Linked DNA regions of Mus musculus: region 2 is linked to region 1. Evidence: chromatin loops called from intact Hi-C (ENCODE). Cell type or tissue: left cerebral cortex. All regions are shown on one strand. Links, peaks and the distances in the headings refer to the core of each region. The heading gives the core; the rest is flanking DNA.

Evidence for each region. A loop is a pair of places that touch in the nucleus more often than their neighbours do. Peaks named below come from ENCODE experiments on the same cell type or tissue, not always from the same donor. Only the 100,000 strongest peaks of a DNase experiment are listed, where the experiment ranks them.
Region 2: it touches region 1 in a loop (4-fold over the local background); 2 of 42 quality-filtered maps call a loop at or near these places.

The regions. Positions count from the first base shown.
Region 1 is chr3:23,122,315-23,130,665 of GRCm38, forward strand. No RefSeq gene overlaps it. Among named protein-coding and RNA genes, the nearest start is that of 4930412E21Rik, 330 kb to the right of the region's middle. In left cerebral cortex, for the core only: no CTCF peak of the experiment used is centred there; DNase peaks (open chromatin) are centred at 4,065, 5,015 and 5,305; H3K27ac peaks cover 301 bases.
Region 2 is chr3:23,588,488-23,596,838 of GRCm38, forward strand. No RefSeq gene overlaps it. Among named protein-coding and RNA genes, the nearest start is that of 4930412E21Rik, 130 kb to the left of the region's middle. In left cerebral cortex, for the core only: no CTCF peak of the experiment used is centred there; a DNase peak (open chromatin) is centred at 4,208.

The DNA.
Region 1 (8,351 bases), core at 288-8,287:
TAGTTACTCTCAGACCCATCACCTCTCAAACTTGAGAAGGTGAGAACATGTGAGAATAGATTCATTGAGAATAAAGAAAAGTAATTCTTGGCTCACTTTTTAAACTGAGTTGGAGATTTTATGCTCAGTCCTTTGCCCATTCTAAACTCAGTTTATTTTAAACAGGAATAATGATGATGATGAATGATAAATTATGCATATGTTTTGAGTAGGAGTCATGGAGAAATATAGGTAGCTATATTTTATAAAGCGTTGTTCACATATGTTGGCAGTCCCTATTGTCAGCATGCTTTGAGCTACTTGTGTGCATGGACACTTTGCTAGTCAGTGGGCATGATGACAGCAATGAACCATCTATCTTCCCCCTCTAACAGATAATTAACAGCCATCTTTGTTACAAATATTAAAATATGAACATGTGGGGTTTTTATTATTTATAATGATTGGGTATTCTCAAATTGATCAGAGAGTTACTCTGGGTGATTTTTATACCATGGTTTTATTATACTCTCTTATTTTATATTGATGCTAAGAAAGGCTAATTCATTTCGAGTTATATAACCAACTCCAGCACGTTTCAAGTTTTAACATCTATGTCTGATTCTTTCCTTGCTGTTTTCACATTGTGCAGCCTACTCCTGCTTCCCAGCTTGACCCCTTCTTTACCCATTAGTTTCTACCTGGACACTGGGAGACACTTACCCAGCTTTCAAAAGACTAGCCTCATTCAATAAATCATCTTCTTAAAACTAACAAACAAACAAACAAACAAACAACAACAACAACAACAACAAAAAAACAGCTGAAGAAAGACTGAAACAAACACAACCACCAGCCACAGATGAGGATAACTTTATGCTCACTTTATGGTCAGTGGATGACTGTTTACATGTGAAAGGTAGTATGAATTTTATTGTATGACTAGAGGGCAGGACATCAGTAACAGAGGGCATGTCAGTGTTCTGGAAAATGTTGTTCCTCAACTTTTAAGCATGAGCATTAGAAGACCTGACTTTCTAACCCCAGTGGGCTTTGTGTTTTGGCTTGCATCATTTTTCCACAGAACTACTCATTTCTTTCATGTGAAAGGTAGGAACATAGGAAAATACCCTACAATATGACATTATGAGGTTCTCATGGTAGCATGAGCAGTCACTGCCACTATACTCATGAAGTATATTTCAGTGTAAAGGGGAAATTGAATCACCAGTTTAGAATATTCTTACAATCAATCTTTTCACTCTTTTCATGCCTCCTTTATAGGCTTTTGTGTTGGTCATCATTTTATCAATTGTTAACAGCATTATTTTTATTCCTCTGTATGTGCAAAGCAAGTCTTATGAAAACACAATTGAAATACTAGTTCAGCCCCTCAAAGAACTGTCGTGTTATAACCATTAGCATGCTATAGTAAAATGTTTGTAGGATATCAATAATGGATTGCAGTATAAATATTTATGGAGTGTTGTGAGGTAATTAGTTTCCATCAAGCTGGGACATGCAAAATTGAATAGATTCTGGCTGAACAAGGCTTTGACTAAGTGGTGTTGGCATAATCCTTTTCCAATATTAAACAAATACTATCTTCAAAATGTTTGAAGTAAAAGAGAATTTTAAATCTTATGTAGCAGATAAAGGCCCCCCAATAAAATATGTCATTTTAATAGATTATGAAGGTAGTATGACTTTTCAAATATATTCCCATTTTAAAAGTTTGTTCAATTATTTGAAAATATTTTAAAAATACTACTATATGATAACATTCAGATATTTTGAAAGTAAAAGTTTCATATACTTCACACTTTGATAGCCATTCTATCTAGCACCCCATGTAAATTAATGACACTTTCAAGCATTTAAGTTGGGGTTAAGGATTCTCGTTTCTATTTTTCCCTGTGTTTCATTTTTAGAAAAGCTGGAATTCTAGAAAAAAAGGTAGCAATTCTGCTTTAACTAACTTTTAAGGGTTAAGTTGTACACTATACACAACATTTTGAATAAGATATTAAACACAAACATAATCCTAAGCTATTGTGTAATTAAGTTTTATTTAAGACATAAGACTTTTCCTCAGAGTTTAATGTTGTCTTATGAAGTGAGGTTTAAGCGTCTCCTGGGAGGCAGGAACTCAGTCAGGGGAGGCTGAAGGAAGGAAACATGCAGTAGCCGTGGGAGAGCATTGCTTATGTGCTTTCCCCACAGTTTGTTCTGCCTGTTTCTTGGAGCCTTCAGCACACTATGGGAGGCTCTGTCTACAGTGAGTTGCCCCCCATATCTATCCTAAATCAAGAAATGCAGCACAGGCTTCTCTATAGGCCAATGTGGTGGAGATGTTTTCTCAACTAAAGTTCCCTCTCCCCAGATAATTGTAGGTCTCTAAAGATGACATAAAATTAGTCAGCATTCTCATGTACAACCCATGGCATAGGCACTAAAAATAATTTTCTGCAACTTGGAAATAGGATAAGGTGATTATTGTTTTATTTTAAACACTTTTTTTTACTTTAGAATATTTCCAATAAATTGTCCAATAAGGATGTAATCATATGGATACTGGTCACAGACCTGATAACCATGTAGCTTGTTTATGGCCCTTAGAAACTAAAGGTAGACCTACAGAAACTAAAAATTTCAAGATTGGAGCATTATGGAGATACTGTTAACTCCAGTGTAGATGGGCTTTTAGATGCCTATTGAAGGCTAATTGGAAAATACCACATCCAATCTGGTAACGTGCTTTAATATGCCTTTCCAAATTATTTGTCTTTCTAATGACGTATTTATAATTTTGCAAACTTACACCTTTATACCATTTTATGTTGAGAGTAGAGCCTAGGGTTTAACATGCTATGCAAGTTCTGTATTGCTGAGTTACACCTTCAGTCAAAGAACTCTATTAACAAGGGTTATTGCCCCCGCCCATGTGTATGTGCATGTATACACATGTGTACGCATGTCTGTGTCCCTATCTGTCTCTGTCTCTCTGTCCTGTTTTGAGAATTGTGTCTTCATAACTACAATCCTTCTTGTGTCATGCCCATTTTATATAGCTGAAATAGTGGCTTAGCAAGTTTAAATCACATAGCTAGTAAGGGGTAGAACTTGTATTAATGTTTATTTCCTGGTCTGTGTTTATGTCCACAACCATAAACAACTTGGATATTCTCAGGTATTTGGATATTTATGAATATACTTCCTTCCTGAATGAACAATTAAAATCTTATTCTTGCTATGCAATATGGAAACATTTACCTTAGCCTGATGCATGAAAACTTAACAGACTTTATAAACTCTTGGTTAATTAGCTTTGGAAAACCATTCACTTCCATAAGTGTGGCCTTACAGTGTTGTACATATCTGTTCTCATGCATTCTTGTATAGGCACTATAGCAAGAGAACTAATATCACACTAATCCACAAATGATCTCCAGGAGTATGTCACCGAAAATGAACTAGTAACATAATATCCCTTGGGGTACTTCAGGAACACCCATCCCAAATCACAATGCAGATGACAGTTACAAAGCATGAGAATGAGGCTGCTGCTGGTGGTAGACCTCAGCTATTTTCAAGGGTGTTTGTTCTGAAATTTGACTAGTAAATCAGATGGAGTTTGAATCAGTATGTAGTTGATTTGTTGTTGGCTGCAATGCCATTTGTGGATAAATAAAATACCCTGAGATTACTTGACTATAAACCTCTGGTGACATGTACATGTTCTCATAAAAGAAAAAAAAAATCCTGGAGGCTAGAATATTTTCTGCTGAAGGATTTCAGGCTGTCTGAGGCCGTGAGAATTGCCTTCTTAATAGAGAATGCCCCATATACTTTTCTACATCCATGACATCCTAGACAAGAGAAAGAAGGGGAGAGTAACAGATGGTGTCACCAAGTGCTGACCTTGGTTCTTAAAGCTGGTCACTTACTCTCCTGGGTTACACAGGGATGTTTAGAGTTAAGACTTGTCTGCTGTGGCTCAAAGAACCAACTCTCCTTTACCCAGTGCAGATGGATAACAGATTTCCTACTAGATTTCACAGTTCCTGAAGAACAAGTGTTAGCAGTATTTCTTTTGGACGACAATTATATAAAATTTGGATTGTCCAAGTCAGTTGTGCAGGAATGGTGATTTGGGGGGGAGCAGTTCATTATTTTGATTAAGAAAACGCATGTAAATTAAGCAAAGCAATAATTACGTTGAGCAAGGATCCTTTTTTCTTGCCATTACAATTTGTCATGTGAAATGAATGCAATGTGACCATTTCCTAGTGACCCTCATATGTGTAAAATACTAAATAGTTCTAACTTAACTTAGAAAACTTGCACATGACTTTCTTAATGCTGAGTGCCTTTCTTAAGATAAATATAATTTATAGATTTTAATGAAATAGATTTGGAAAGACCCATTGATAAATTCAGGGTAATATAGAGAAGTATATGCAACCTCTAGAAACTTATCCACAGGGAGCTAAACTTCATCTTAAAATAAAATGTTTATTGCAATTGGTTTGAGGAAGGGACATTCGACATAGAGAAGACACACATCTTGGTTTGATGGACATGCATAAATGCTATTTTAATTTGTTTATTATCTTGGATATGGGGGCTATTGTATCCTTAATGACCTTGAATTCAGTGTTTAGTCAAGAATGATCTTGAAGTTTTACGCTTTCATCTTGCACCTCCTGAGTACTGGGTTAGAGGTGTGCTACCACAAAGTCCTAGTATATGGGCTACTAGGGACCGCATTCTTGGTTTGTGAATGTTCAGCTGTCACAGTCCTACTAAGTTATTTCCCCAGCCCCTATAAATTCTATTTATATGAACTTACTTCTCATGCTATAATATAAAATAAACTTATGATTTCATAAAATATTGACAAACTAAATGGTTTCTCAGCCAACTCCATAGAATTCTAGAGTAAAGTTTCTTTTAAATCCTGTTAATTTCATGGACACTTTAGTCTATTTGCTGAGAAAGAAATTAAAATAGATGTGCAGGGTGGGAACAGAGCAGGCCATCTGCCTTTTTGTGTTAAATGTAAATCTATGAAATGTAACAAGAGGGTGGAACATTTAAAAACCTTGAATTGAATCTTTAATTTTATAGGCGAATAAAAAAGAACACTTGTGTACTATTGTACTCTATTCTTTTTCTTTCTTTCTTCTTTTTTTACCTTCCTCATGTTTGCAGAATTATTGTAAACTCTAGGGCTCAAAGACAGGAGTTCTGATTAAAATTAGAATTTCTTCCTGGATTAAAAATGAGATATGCTCTCTTCTCCATGCCCTGGGCAACTACAAGCTCTAAGTTATACCAAAGGCAGGCTATCTAGACCTATTTGGATGGCTGTGTGAAGGTTTTATTTGCTTTCTCTGTTGTTTCTTAATTCCTATGACTTTGCACTTTAAGTTTTCTAGGCTTTTGTTTTATAAATACCAAACAAACATGCAGGTTCTACATCTCTCCTGTTAAACCTTGAAGAATATTTTAAAATGTATCAGCATGTGGGATTTTGCTTTTCAGTCATAATGCATATATCAAAGGGATGTGACTCTATGGGTATATGTGCACACATGGACTTCTACACCTTTTAACCAGGATAAATATTCAACACTAGTCTTATAGCAAGAGACATGTTTGAAGGTTATTACCATTAAGGAAGTTGCATTTTTGTCAAATTTTAGTGTGTATCTCACTAAAATTGAGTATCTCAGTGTTGGAGTACTCACTTGGCATATGAGAGGGCCTGAGTTCAATTTCCATTATCACAAAATAACAGCAAAGCAGATGAACCAACAACTTGTGTTCTCTGAGAAGTCATATTTCATTATACGTCTGAACATCAAATCTAAGCAATCTATTGAAGCGTATTTTTGATGCTGAGGAGAACAACTATTAATTTATACCTCTGACTTATCTTTAGTGAGTTTGCTTATATTTGTGTATCTATCATCTATCTATCTATCTATCTATCTATCTATCTATCATCTAATTATCTATTTATCTATCTTGTACACACACACACACAGGTTAAAAGGTAGAAATATTTATTAGCATTAAAAAAGGAATTCCTGAGGGCTGGAGAGATGGGTCAGTGCTTAAGAGCCGCTTGCAAAGGACCCGAATTAGCTTCCTGGCATCTACATTACTAATTGTACTTGCATGCCTAAGTGTATGTCCTAAATACAATCTGTTTGGTCTACATAATGTTAGATGTATATATGTTTTCCAGGTTGACATTTACCACTGGATAACCCATTACTGTCCATTACATATCCTGAAAAATACCACCTCTTCTACTCTTAGCTTTCCTTAATTGCTTATAGTTCTTTTAATATGGTTAGTGCTTCACAGGGTTTTTACCCATAAGACTTTATGGATGTAGCTTTTTATATTAAAAGGAGACACAATTTCACAGCAAACTCCTTGATCTTCTGGCTCTTACTATCTTTTTGTCCCTTCTTCAGCAGTGTTTTATGAGTTTGTTGATGTGTCTATTGGGTTGGGCTAGAATATCATAAAAGCTTCAAATTTTTAAGCTTTAAACTCTACATAATCTTCGAACTTCTGATATCCTATGAAAAAAATCATGAAAGGTCAGAGCAACTAAATAATTAACATCAGCACTATGCTGCACCACCAGCCTGAGTCTGTATTCTCAGCATATTTCATTTCTTTCGTATAGTTTCAGAATATTTATCAAATGTTATCCTAGTATGTGAGATAGGGGATCATATTTTCAGCCTCCAAGAAATATACAAATAGGGTTTCTTATTGACTAGGCTGTTATTAAGTATGGGAAGCATGGTGGACAGTGAGCCCTAGAGATCCCTACATCTCTGGCTCCCCAGCGCTGGGATTGCAGCATGCTTCACTAGACACATTTTTTTAAGTGGGTTCTGGAGATTAGACTCAGACCTCCTTGCTTATACAACAAGCACTTTACCAACTGAGCCATACCTTTAGTTCTTCTCTTACTCTTTTTCTCAAGCTAGATTATGCAGAATAAGATTTTTGATGATAATTACAAAGATTCTCCAGAGCTCATATCCAATTTTCCAATTATCCACTTCTGTACTGAGACCTATTGGCCAGAGTAAGTCACATAGTTGAGCCAAGTCTAAAAGTTGGTAAATTAAATGCTGCCAGTGGTGAGACCAAACACCATACAGAATCCCAGTATCAACAAAGCAGGACTATCTACTATTTCCATGGAGACCAACAAGTATTTGTGCAACTCTTCTGTTTTCTCTTGGTTTATCTTTATGATACTTTTTGGTTTAACGTTCAGGAATTTGTACTCTATCTCTGTCATCAATCACAGTGGGGAATTTGTGGGATCACAATGTATGACAACTGGTTTCAGCAATAATGGAAGTTTTATCTTTATCTCACTTTGAAGTCAATCTTTCCTCTCTTTGGAACTTACTAATATAAAAGTCTGAGGGTTTTTTTTTCTTCTATGTATGTTAAAGTCAATCTATTTCATCTTCCCCCTTTCCATATCTTAAATGTTATTTGTTTCAATTTTCTTCATTGTTTATTTCATAGCCATTACAAGGAAATATCAAATTTATATCACATTCCACCCTCCAATTTTCCCTAATATGTCTCCCTCTTCACTACATATGTTTTGTTTTGAGGACACACTAAACACAGCTGCTGATACCCATGTATGTATGAGTGACACCCATGTATGTCATTCACTAGTATAGAAGGAACAAAATAAAAAAAAAAATCATTGTTAAGCATGCAGGCCTACTTTCTTCAAAGGAACGAAGAGCTGGTCTCCTAAAATGCTGGAGAAAAAGTAGACAAACAACCTGGTGACCCTTTGCAATTCTATGAGAATTTAGCCTTCATGTTAATTTCCCCAAATCTCAAGAATTGTATTGGCCCTAATCCTTGGCTTTGTCTCTCAAAAAATAGATCTCATCATTATGAAAGATGCTCCATGTACTTTGCATCCTCTATCAATAGCATCCATACTTATGCTTGTTACAAATTCTTTTTCTATAAACTCCATCCCTGAGTACTGTTTCCTGGTCAGTAGAACACAGTTTTATGATAATAAGTAAAACACAGTCTTATGATATAGGTCTTAGGTAGTTTGCTATAGGATTGTATTTTACAAAAAAAGTTTAATGTAGCCATCCCTGATGCTTTATTATAAGAATTGTCATGTTGAGATTCCTCGCCAAAATTTTACTGTGCATAAATGTGTAAAAAATTTAAGGCATGGATCAAACTCTCTAGAAGATTTTATCCAGTATGATGGAGCAAGTCTGGCTGCACTGAATTTTCAGTCTAAGCTCTTTGTGGTTCATTTCCCTATGGGTTGTGATATC
Region 2 (8,351 bases), core at 108-8,107, 470 kb after region 1:
CTTATGTGTCTTACACTGAGAACTAATCTCACAACAAAAGTTCACTGTTAGAAAGACAAAATCACAAATCCTTTAGTAATATTTATCTCTCTAATAATGCTCAAAAAATACTTGTTATTAATTAAGGGATATTTCTATTCTAATTTGCTTTTCTTTTACTGTAATAAACACCACCATGGCCCTAAGAAACAGATTCATTTCTTCTCACACCTCTAAGTTACAACCTATAAATGAGAGAAGTCAGGGGAATAATTCAAGAAGCACTGCAAGCAGAAACTATAGAACAGCACTGCTTACTGGCTCACTCACTGATCATGTTCAGCAACCTTTCCCATAAAGTTGAGACTGAACTGTTTAGGAATAGTGTCACCCACAGGGGGCTGGCCCTCCCACATATATAAAGAAAATCTCTTATGGATATGACCCCAAACCAACTTGACCTGGCAATTACTCACTTGAGTTTTGCTCTTCTGATGAATTTAGGTTGTGTCTTGTTGACAATAAATACTCATAGCTTAGATTTGATGGACATTCTTTCAAAGAACAACTTATTGACACAGGTTAAATCACTATTGCAAATAATCAACCTTAGAGAAAAAATAACTGTGCTATGATTCTAAGGTAATTAAATATCTAAACCATACTGCATAAGTGTGGATAGAGTTTGCATTTCACAGAGGCCTCAGAAAGAATAGCCATTCCTGGAGGTATGGAGCTTTCTCTTTACAAATTGCCTATGATTGTCCCTCGCTCACAGTTGAGCGGATTGTATTTGTTATGGACATATAAGGCCTTTCAAGATATTTTCATCCTTTGTGCTAATTGCTTTGAGCTATTCCTGTGGAAGGCAACAGGTTATATCTCTCATGTTTCATCTGATAGAAGAAATAATATGCAGTATGTGCTTTTAACTTTTTTTTTTTTTTTTGATTTTAAAACTCATTTTATTGCATTTGTTTGAGGGGAGGTTGAGCATATTGTGTGGCATAGTGTGAGTGTGGTCAGAGGACAACTGCCATGAGTCAGTTGTCTTCTCCCACCACGCAGAGCCCAGCAATTGAACTCAGTCTATCAGACTTTAATATAACAACCATTACTGAATGAGCCCTGCTGACAGCTCTCATGACCTCTTTTTCATTCTTTTTTTTTTTTTTTTTTTTTTTTTTCTCACTATTTTTTTTCCATTTTTTATTAGGTATTTAGCTCATTTACATTTCCAATGCTATACCAAAAGTCCCCCTTACCCACCCACCCCCACTCCCCTACCCACCCACTCCCCCCCTTTGGCCCTGGCGTTCCCCTGTACCGGGGCACACAAAGTCTGCGTGTCCAATGGGCCTCTCTTTCCAGTGATGGCCGACTAGGCCATCTTTTGATACATATGCAGCTAGAGTCAAGAGCTCAGGGGTACTGGTTAGTTCATAATGTTGTTCCACCTATAGGGTTGAAGATCCCTTTAGCTCCTTGGGTACTTTCTCTAGCTCCTCCACCAAACGTGTTTTTAACTTTTAAGAAATTATAGGGTTTCAAACATATCATTGTTTTTCCCAAAAGTTTCCTGTGAACATGCTATAACTAAAAATACTTAGAGACTATTCTACTGAAAAATATATACACTCTGGACAATAGAATGAAAACATTGTTGAAAGGGCAGGAAAGAAACACCTTTAAAAACTCTACATCAACTAAGCTTGTGAACAGATCTGTAAAATGCATACAACATGAGAAAATATTAAGTTACTAACTACTACCTTGTAAAAAGTCCTTTGGTTAGTTCATAGGAAAGTCATAGATATAACTATTGAAGTACTCAGAATATTTCTTTAAATAACATGATCTACATCAGCATTTATACATCACATTACCTAATTTTAATACTGAGGTCATAGTATAAATTATAATGCATTCAATTTTCAACACAGATTTTCCTGTTCATTTACTCTTCCTGCCATTCCCAAAGATATCAAACAGCTAGACTAAAAAGCCTGCTAGGAAATCTAGGTCACTTGTATTTGTTTCTGCCATGAGCCACTTGACAGATTGACAGGTAGATATACAGTAATATCCTGCCTTTTGCATTTTGGCAATCTAAAATGCACAGGGATATGAACATATGACCACATTACCATGGTAATAAATGTGCTAGGCTCTGACCTCACTCAATGTGAGTCTTTGGGAGAATTCCATGCAAGTGCCTAGGCTGAAGGTCAGGCCTGCTATTTTATCATATCAATTATGGCAGTCAGTGAGAGGAAACACTAAATTTTCTATAAAAATGTTACAGCTTTTTTTTTTCCTGGCCCACAATAGCAAATGTTCTCTGAATACTAAACGAGTAAATAAATCCATTTATGGAGAACTGCACGACCCCTTGCTTTTATGGATATTGACATATGATTGTATAAACCCTCAGGAACCTGAAAATCTGCTCAAATTCTGAAAAATATAAAATTAAGAATAAAGACTAATCTGTTCCACATGCCAGCTCATCTATTCTTTACTGATATAGCCAATAAATCAGGAAGAATAGCTTCCTCATTTTTAAAAAGTCAGCATGATTCCCAGTTTGCAAGAAGTAAGTGCCAGAGAAATACTGGCAGAGGACTCTGTGGGGCGAAGTTAGAACAAATGCTTGGTTTGTGATAATAAACTTTATTTCCATGTTTAATTTGCAAGGATTTGGACCTTTTGAGTCACTGAGATGAATGTATAGAACTATGTATTAAATATGTATTAAATGCAGCTGCTTCTCAACTTACAATGGTGTTATGGCTTAGCAAACCCATGGTAAGTGGCAGGTATCATTGTTAGCAATGCACTAAACTGATGTAATTTACCAATGGCATACCCAAGCAGCACAGGGAGTGCCAGGATTTTCCTCATTGATCACAAGCTGGACTGACCTCTGAGACTTGTACTACCTACTTACTCCCCTCACCTACATCTTTGAGAAAAGTCTGAAACATATTGCTCCTTTTCCAATAAAAGATCTGAACTCAACATTTAAGTGTAGTTTATGCCAAAAGCATATCATTTTCTCCTTATTGTACTGCTCAAAAATCACAAGTCAAATTTTAGCAGGTTTGACTTTCAGCCTAGGCATATGCATGGAATTCTTCCATTGACTTACAGAGAAAGAGGTCAAAAAATCAGTATATTTATCACCATATTAATGCACTGGCATGTTTATAGCCCTGCACATGTTTGAATGGCAAAATGCAAGACTTTGTGATTAATTGTCTGCTTAAATTGTTTGTACAAAATATTGTCATTGAAGCTAGAGTCCTCTGTTTTGGATAGTCCTGACGGTTCCCTTCTCTGCCTCACAGTTCTGGGATTACAGGGACACAAGGCCATTTCCAGCTCTTTCCTACATGCTGGTAATCCAAACTTAGGTCTCCTTCCTTGCACAGCCAGAATTTTACCCACTGAGCCATGCTCTCCCAATAATGCACAAATCTTACAATCTATTCTTCCCCATAGTCTTTAAGTATCTTAGCTGTTACATGCAGCAAATGTATTTTGTACCTATTATGCCATTCCATTTAGATTCATAAATCCCTCCTTTTAAATAATTTTACTAAAAATTTGGCTTATCTTATTATTTCTGTTTTAATAACTTATTTTGTCCTAAAATGACTAATGGTTTTTATTCTGTAATGAATGTTTTAAGCTATTGAATTATGCCTTAAAGTGCTGTCTTTGCTTTCCCAGGAATTTGAGATTACTCGAGTGTATTTAGTGCTGCTTGACAACATGACATGACCTAGAATCACCTATAAGACAAAACTAAAACTCCACATTTGCAAGCCAAATAAATATTAAACAAATAATTTACCTTTGTGACTAGTTCACATGCCTACCATACCAGCAAAGAAAATAACTATTTTATTATAATACACCAAACAACTTAACTTCTTTGCCCTAAGGTTGCTGTTGGTTGGTTGTTTTATTAACTGAAGTGTCTCTTCTTGATCTGAGTTGATTTATTCTTTGCTGTTGTCTGGAAACATTTTCAGTGTTGGCTATGAGTATCCAATGCAAAATAAACAACAAAACTGAGAAGAAAAATGACTGCAGCACAGATTTTAAGAAACACATTTTCCTGCTCACTGATCCCCTTTTATCCTCTGCCCATATGTTTCTATGTTGCAGTTTTATCTCTTCCACACTTATGGGATGTCTTGGCAAGGGAAATGAATTCTGATGAGACTGTCTTGGTGGGATTCCAGACCCTTTTTAGTTCAGCTAGCAAACATAGGACCTGCCTTGCTATGTATTACAGGGACGGAAATTCCACTTGTCAGTCCAGTGTTGCTTTTGTTTGCTTATTTGTTTGATAAGTGTGATTTGGTGATAGATGTTTGTAGTGCTTGGTGGTTCAGCTGTATTTTTATGATCTGACAGACACTGGCCAACGCATGTGTTCCTTTGTAACCGTTCATTGTGTTTGGGTGAGAAAAATATATTACATTGTAAAAGTAAGCTAGAGGAGGTGCATTCCCTGGGAAAAACACAAAGTATACTTCTGCTCAGTTAGTTATGCCCTAGTAAATGTGACAATGGAACTAGTATATTTGTCCCTTGATGCCCATAGGAGAAAGACAGATTAATTTTTCTTTTTTCTTTATTTTTTATTTTAAAGATGTATTTATTATTTTATGTATATGAATACACTCTGGCTCTCTTCAGACACACCGGAAGAGGGCATTGGATACACTTACAGATGACTGTAAGCCACCTTGAGGTTGCTGAGAATTGAACTCAGAACCTCTGTAAAAACTGTCAGTGACCTTAACCACTGAGCTATCTCTCAATCCTCAGATTAATTTTTCTTAAACAATTTTTAAATGACTTTTGTGTGTTCATAGTTAAGTGAACAACAACTTTCACACTAAATAAACAATTTGTTACCTACCTGATAGTAGGCCTATCTCCATACTTCTTAGCCAGTTCAAAACAACAGGTAGCATACTACTTATCAAAAGATGTCGCCATATTTTACTAGAACTTCTTCACAATTTTAGAAATCTTTAGTTAACCTACATGTCACTCCTAGTCCTCCTGGAATCTTTCTGGAATAAGTAGCAGAAGAAGTATTAACTGAAACCACAATCTTTTGAACAAGAATAAAATGTGCACTTGGGGTATTCGATTCCATCTCTCTTATTCCTTTGCCTGCCACATCCCCCCTGGCATGCCCAGCTGCCTTTCCCCTTGCTCCAAGTTCCATGGTCCAGCCACCTCTTTACCTGCCTTCGCCAGGCATACAGCTCCAGAACCATCCAGTTTATATCACTTCACCACCAGCAGTCCCCATTTCACTGCCTGCCATGTTCTCTGGGGTACACACAGATGCTCTGAGGCATGCACTGCCCCTTGGGTTCTATTGTCCATTCCATAGCCAGAAATCTCCTATACATAAATATCCAGGTGAGGGCCACCTTCCTAATATCTGCTATATCTGTAACATGCTTGGACAACCAGATGTCTAAAAGCAGCATAAGAACAAAATAAAAAAAAAAAATTGTCAGGGCAGTATCACATGTTCTGAACACAGCTAGTTTACTGTAGCAAGCCTTGGATATTCTAAAATAAAAGAAGCACAAGAAAATGACCTTAAATCCAGTCTTATGCAGATAATGGAGGCCTTTAAAGAGGAGATGATCGAATGCCTTAAAGAAGTATAGGAAAATGGAACAGGTAAAGGAAATAATACTATTCAAGACCTTAAAATGGAAATAGAAGTAATAAATAAATAAATAAAAAATCTGAGACAATCTTAGAGAAAGAAAACCTAGGGAAGAGAGCAGGAGAAGCATACACAAGAATTACCAACAGACTACAAGAGATGGAAGAGGGAATCTCAGGCTTAGACTTTAAGAAATTGATACATCATTCAAAGAAAATGTTAAATATAAAAATCTCCCAAAACAAACATCATTGAAATCAGGGATACTATTAAATGCCCTAACACAACATCTCAACACAGACTCCAAAAGATAGAAGGATCTAGGTAGAGGTCTTACAGCATCTAAAAAACCAAAAATGCCAACCTACACTATTATACTCAGCAAAATTTGAATCACAGTAGGTGGAGATACAAGATATTACAAGGTAAAACCAAATTTAAATAATATTTATCCACAAATCCTGCCCTACAGAAATTAAGTATACCTAATAAAACAAAGTAAATAAATAATTTCATACCAACAAAATCAAAATATTAGAAGCACACACACACAAACACACAACAGTGTGAGAGGCTATCATAGGACAAGCTAGTAACTAGAAGATAATCTTCTTGAGATATCACCTTAGATTAAATTCTACAACAGAACTCTGGTAGCATAGGCTCAGGAGGTAATTATTTTAGTAAAGATTCCTGCTACTAATATGCTTTTCCTGTTATTATTACATATATAACTATCACTGGGTATCAGCCTACACTTTTGAGCAGTCTGCAGATCTACAAGGATCAGTCTTCAGTGATGGTATATAGACCAATCAATGACTTCTTAATTCTTTTATTTTTTTCCAATATGGATTTTTTTCACTTTTTATTAGATATTTTCTTTATTCACACTTCAAATGTTGTCTCATTTCCTAGAATCCCCTCTGAAAATCCCCTATTCCCTCCCCCTCCTCCTATTCCCCAATCTACACACTATCATTCCTCGTCCTGGCATTCCCCTATACTAGGGCATAGAGCCTTCACAAGACGAAGGGCCTCTCCTCCCATTAATGAGCAACAAGGCATCCTTGGCCTCATGTATAGCTATAGCTACAAGTTCAACCATGTGTTTTCTTTGATTGGTGGTATAGTTCCAAGGAGCTCTGGGGTATTAGTAGGTTCATATTGATGTTCCTCCTGTAGACCTTCAGACTCCTTCAGCTCCCTGGGTACTTTCTCTAGCTTCTTCATTGTGGACCTTGTGCTCCATCCAATGGATGACTGTGAGCATCCACTTCTGTATATGCCAGGCACTGACAGACTTGCACCCACAGGAGACAGCTATATCAGGTTCCTGTCAGCAGGCTCTTGTTGGCATCAGCCTAGTGTCTGGGATTGGTGGTTGTTTATGGGATGAATAGACAAACGGGGCAGTCTCTGGATGATTGTTCCTTTAGGTTCTGCTCTGAATTTCATCTCTGTAACTCCTTCCATTGGTATTTTGTTCCCCCTTATAAAAAGGATTCTGAGCTTCTAGGCTAATATCCACTTATCAGTGAGTGCATATCATCTGTGTTCTTTTGTGTTTGGGTTACCACACTCAAGATGATAGCTTCCTAATTCATACATTTGTCTAAGAATTTTATAAATTCATTGTTTTTAATAGCTGTGTAGTAATCCATTGTGTAAATGTAACACATTTTCTGTATCCATTCTTCTGTTGAGGGACATGTGAGTTCTTTCCAACTTCTGGCTATTAAAAAAATAAAAAATAAATAAATAAAACTGCTATGAACATAGTGGAGCATGTGTCCTTATTACAGGATGGAACATCTTCTGGGTATATGCCCAGGAGTGGTATTGCTAGATGTTACAGTAGAACTATGTCCAATTTTCTGAGGAATCACCAAACTAATTTTCAAAGTGGTTTACCAGCTTGCAGTCCCACGAGCAATGGAGGAGTGTTACTCTTTCTCCACATACTTGCCAGCATCTGCTGTCATCTGAGTTTTTGATCTTAGCCATTCTGATTGGTGTGAGGTAGAATCTCAGAGTTGTTTTAATTTGCATTTTCCAGATGATTAGAGATGTTGAACATTTTTTTTCAGGTGCTTCTCATCCATTCAGTATTCCTCAGTTGAGAATTCTTTGTTTACAACATTTTTTAAAATATTTTTATTAGGTATTTTCTTCATTTACATTTCCAAAGCTATCCCAAAAGTCATCAATACCCTCCCCCCAACTCCCCTACCCACCCACTCCCACTTTTAGGCCCTGGAGTTCCCCTGCACTGGGGCATATACAGTTTGCAAGTCCAATGGGCCTCTCTTTCCAGTGATGGCCGACTAGGCCATCTTTTGATACATATGCAGCTAGAGTCAAGAGCTCCGGGGTACTGGTTAGTTCATAATGTTGTTCCACCTATAGGGTTGCAGATCCCTTTAGCTCCTTGGGTAATTTCTCTAGCTCCTCCATTGGGGGCCGTGTGATCCATCCAATAGCTGACTATGAGCATCCACTTCTGTGTTTGCTAGGCCCCAGCATAGTCTCACAAGAGGCAGCTATATCTGGGTCCTTTCAGCAAAAACTTGCTAGTGTATGCAATGGTGTATGCAAGCTGATTATGGGATGGATCCCTGGATATGGTAGTCTCTTGATGGTCCATTCTTTCGTCACA